Regions from separate parts of the Homo sapiens genome. Here region 2 is linked to region 1. Evidence: read pairs that join two places in POLR2A ChIA-PET (ENCODE). Cell type or tissue: Caco-2. All regions are shown on one strand.

Region 1 (2,500 bases):
TATTGTTTTTATAAAAATGCAAGCTGGTGGGCACAAGTCACGGTGAGATACCAGGTGGCACTGTGCCATGCTTCTGGAACATATCTGATGGCAGAGCATCCTGAGTCTGCAGTTTGGGAACTGTAAGAAGTCAAACAAGGCTAAACTGCCGATTGGTAAGCAGTAACTGATAGCCTGGTTTTGTTTCATCTTGACATGACTGGCTGATATAATCCACCTTTTCACATAGCCTGCGTAGGCACAGCCTAGGCCAGTTAGGCAAGCGGATTTCCATTTTTGTAATGATGAGACTTTTATATGAAGAGCTCCAAATCACAAAACATCACCTGCTTGCTGATATCCCAGTGTATGCAAAGTGGAACCTCTTCTTTGTGGGAAATAACATATTTTCTGGAAAAAAAAATTAAAGTGTTAAATGACAGTTTTTTTCTCTGCATTTAGCACACAACAATAACCATAATACTTTCTTGAACTTCTATCAGCCATGGATATCAGTGGAACAACGTGGAAGAACTATTTCCATAAGTCAGTAGTCAGCCTTTGCGGCCAGGAAACATCAGACCTTCTCTTTTTCCGTTACGTGGGAATAGAGACCCAGAGGGGGGCTCTTATATAATTTGTCAGATTAACGAAGACTCCATAAAATCATTACACCTTATGTTCCTTACCTGCCTAGGCGAATTCGCTTGCGTGCAATAGCTCCCCGATAGCGTCTGAAATCATCCTTTAATCAAAAACAAAGTAAAATCAATAAAATAAAATAAAATATCTACTATCTTAGTGCTATAATCCTTAAGTATCCTTCTCCTAAATCAGTCAAAAGGGCTAACTGAGATGTGGTGTCTCTCCATGAACTGACTTCATCAAGTCAGAGTCTCTGTGCTGAATCCACAAAGGGCAGTTGCACTGACAAAGGTGCAATCTTTGCAGCTATTTTCTTCCTTTTCTCAAAAGTGGAGATTATTAACATTCCTGTTACCAGAATTATACTTAATTCTCACTACAGAGTTTTTAGAAAAAATTAACATTGGCAATCAGGTAATTTAGGGATGAGGGAAAGATATGGTTTCCATGAACCTGGCACGTGGCACAGCATCAAGAGCTAGAGTTAAGGAAGTGAGAGAAGAGACCCAGAAACAGGACATAGAAGGTGACATCCTACCCACAGCAGTGTGTAGCCCGGTAGAGGTGAGGTCTTCAGGGCTTCCATCATTTGAACAAATGATCAGAGTGATCGGGGGGAAAAGGAAAAGAAAAAAGCCCACTTCACTTTGTGATGCTGAAAAGAGGGAAAACCAAAGGGAAAGAGCCAAAGAGGTTGTTGCCGGTGGGAGGAGATTCTAGGTAGAGCTCTCTATTCACAGGTCCGGCTATTGAACCTCGTGTGATAATAACTGACCTTTGAAATGGGTTGGATTCTGGGAAACGTGATGAGATTTTCCTTATCATCAGCAGCATTGTAAATGAGAAAAGCACTGTTGATGTGACGCCCTCGGCCCTCGGCCCATTCCTGACAGTCAAAGGCCTCCACGCGAACTCCAACTTCAACACTGTGAAGGGTGATGCAGGGCGGTGGGCAAAGAGGATCTTGACCCATCAGGCCCTCCTTGCACACCGCTGCCACCTCCTCGCCCACCGCTGCCACCTCCTCTAAGCAACAGGAGGATAAGGGCCTGGGTTTTCTTGTTTGTTATCAGCAAACCTGTGCAACTATTAAAATCCATTTTCAGGTCAATGGGCTGCTTTTTACAAGCCCCTAAGAGCATTTCCATTTTACTTCCCCACTTTCAAGTGGGAAAAAGGCCAGGAAGGGCTTTATATACATTCAAGAACATATTTTGGCAATGTGGGGGAGGGCTTAAATTATGCCAAAGTTAAGTTTTCTTCCCTAAAAACAATAATTCTGTAATTAAAAAATAAACACTGAAATTAGACAGGAAACACAGATATTCATTTTTACATTTAAAAAGAAAATAATACTAAATCAAATCTTTTCATTGTGTATCAAGAATAATAAAAATAACTGGGAAGTGGTTTGGATTTCATGGTGGTAATACCAGGTCCATTATGAGTTGATTGACCATCTAGTCACTGGGACTGAAAGGAAAAGTTAATAATTATGCAGGGATGACAGGTACAAACCAGGTCCTACTTGGGCCAATTGGGACATACGGCTACCCTTATAAGACAAAAACCAGTCCTTCACAATTTACTAATTGTGAAAAGGCCCCAAGCAGAACAAAGGGTTAAAAATATGTTCATGGATTTTGAAAATTGCATGAAAAAAATGGAATTTCACTAAAGTAGTTCCCATACTCACCTCCAGGCTGAAATTAAAAATTACATTTGTGCAAGTTTAAATTTCTTCATAGCAGCCTAAGGGCTCACTTTACCAGGTCTGAAATGTATTGTTGACAATGGCAGTGAAGACAAGACGATCTCCAACTGTAGATGGTCCCCGGAACTTAAACATATCTACGGACTTCAGAAAGGGATGAGC
Region 2 (2,500 bases), 91 kb after region 1:
ACTAAAATCTTTATGTTACAGCTAAGCAAACTATGCCTATGAGAGATTAAGTAACGTGTCCCTGCAACTTGTAAGTACTATAGTAGCATCAGGCTTTCTGATTCTCAATTCAGTACTCTTTATTTATCTTACATATAAAATGGATAAAATGGAGTATCTATGCAATAAAAAGTAGAAAAACAATTGAAGTAGTACTTATACACAACATTTAAAATGGAGTAAATTTTTTTTTTAAAAATATGTGATACTGGTGCTTGACAAAATACAGATTTAACTGGAGAACTATAGAGCTGTGGCTAGAGACCTAAGAGGGACTTTGAAAATTACCAGGCGATGGCCGGGCGCAGTGGCTCACACCTGTAATCCCAGAACTTTGAGAGGCCGAGGTGGATGGATCACCTGAGGTCAGGAGTTCCAGACCAGCCTGACAACATGGAGAAACTCCGTCTCTACAGGCACATGCCTGTAATCCCAGCTACTTGGCAGGCTGAGGCAGGAGAATCGTTTGAACCCAGGAGGCGGAGGTTGCGGTGAGCCGAGGAGATGGCACCATTGCACTCCAGCCTGGGCAACAAGAGCGAAACTCTTGACTCAAAAAAAAAAAAAAAAAAAAAAAAGACACAAAAAAGTAAGTGATAATGGTCAAGGCTGTCTTTTGATTCACAAACAAAATTACTCGAAAAAAACAGGATGGAAATGAATGATAATGAAATGATTCCAGGAAAACAAAAGGAAGAAGAAAGCTTCTTGAGATAGCTGAACATGTGTTGGAAAAGGAAGAAATGTGGGAAAAGCGAGTTAGTGACTGTGACTGTGTATACCTCGTAGTCAAAGACTGAAAAAATCAGTCTGGGAGTGGAAAGAGGCAGGGAGAGAAAGAATCTGGGGCAGGGGGTATACAATGTGCACGATGCTACTGATGCTCTTAAGAGAAAAAGTGACTATGGTGCAACAGGCACTAATGGTACTATCACCCAGGGGTCGGCCAGCTTAGAGCCCAGAGCCAATGAACCTGGAGTAGAGGTGGTGTAGAAATGAGATGCGTAGGAACTCATTTGAAGGCAGATTTAACTAGTCAATTCTAGCACATTGTTAAGTGGCATGTTTATGACTAGGGGGATAAATCTTATGTAATTTAAATGCATATTAACTTTGCTTTGTAAAAATTTTTATTTATCCAATTCGTTTGATCTCCTCGTTAAACTGAACTTCTTGAGGGCAGAGAACATATCTTGTTTATCTTTGGATTTTTAGAGCCCAGCATAATGCCTCAGTAGGCGTCAACATTTACTGAATGAAGGAACTCCTGCCTAAGAATAAACCACTTGAGGACAGAGATCGTGTTTGTTGTTAAGAAGACTTTTCTATGTCCCCATAGTGCAGAAGGCAATACCCAGCACACACAAGTACACACTGGATGGTCAGTTACTGCTTAGAGCACAAGCAATGCATCATTAGGCAAGAGAATGTTATGAGGAGTGGGCATGGTATGGTGGAAAAACTTGTATCCGAAAACAGGCATGGGAAAGTAAGCACAGAAGGAATAGCAACCGATCTGATATGAGGGCAGATTAGAAGATGGCATTTAATTAATCATTATGACTTTTTAAAAATTTTAAACTTTTATAAATTATAAAGTACTTTCCCATACAGAATTTTGTTTATATCTATCTTATGTAAAAGGTTTTAGGTAGTTAGTAAAAATTTTAGGGAGATGGCCTAAAACTATCTTGATGATCCTACTTTTCTGTAATTAAGAATCCATCTGTAGATACAAGAATATGCTTCTCAAATATGGCATCAGAAATTTCACTGGTGACCACAAAGCACAATTTGGCTAATTAAATTGTTAGAAATACCTGAGATGCTGGGTGCAGTGGGTCACGCCTGTAATCCCAGCACTCTGGGAGGCCGAGACGGGTAGATCACATGGGGTCAGGAGTTCGAGACCAGCCTGACCAATATGGTGAAACCCCATCTCTACTAAAAATACGAAAATTAGCAAGGCTTCGTGGTATGAGCCTTTAGTCCTAGCTACTCAGGAGGCTGAGATAGGAGAATTGCTTGAACCCGGGAAGGGGAGGTTGCAGTGGGCCGAGATTGCACCACTGCACTCTAGCATGGGCAACAGAGCAAGACTCCATCAAAAAAAAAAAAAAAAAAAAAAAAAGAGGTATCTGAGAGCCAACACAATCATGGTAATCTGACTTGCAAAGGCCCAGAGAGAAGGCTCTAATAAAGTTACATAGGCAATTTTGTTTTGAAAACAGGCCTCATAAATACCATTTCTCACAAAGGTAAGCTAGTACTCATTATAAATATTTATCTATTTTTAGAAAAAAAAAGACCTTTCTGATTTTTTGTAAACATGATTGTTTCTAAATATAGACATCCAAAATACATGTGGAGCTTGTGAGGCAAAGCAGCCAGGCAGTAGAGTTATAATGCCAGAATTCCAATTAAATATTTTTTAGAACTTGAAGTCTTAATTTAAAATGAT

What was found. ChIA-PET counts read pairs that join two places held together with the same protein. Peaks named below come from ENCODE experiments on the same cell type or tissue, not always from the same donor. Only the 100,000 strongest peaks of a DNase experiment are listed, where the experiment ranks them.
Region 2: POLR2A ChIA-PET joins it to region 1 with 9 read pairs; 2 of 35 experiments call an interaction of 5 or more read pairs at or near these places.

The regions. Positions count from the first base shown.
Region 1 is chr5:81,343,492-81,345,991 of GRCh38, forward strand. ACOT12 (acyl-CoA thioesterase 12) reads right to left here. Exons shown (of 15, transcript NM_130767.3): 7 at 2,394-2,500; 8 at 1,400-1,550; 9 at 669-724; 10 at 327-390. Among named protein-coding and RNA genes, the nearest start is that of ZCCHC9, 43 kb to the left of the region's middle. In Caco-2, no CTCF peak of the experiment used is centred here; no DNase peak of the experiment used is centred here.
Region 2 is chr5:81,434,041-81,436,540 of GRCh38, forward strand. All of the region lies in intron 15 of SSBP2 (single stranded DNA binding protein 2), which reads right to left. Among named protein-coding and RNA genes, the nearest start is that of ACOT12, 41 kb to the left of the region's middle. In Caco-2, no CTCF peak of the experiment used is centred here; a DNase peak (open chromatin) is centred at 991.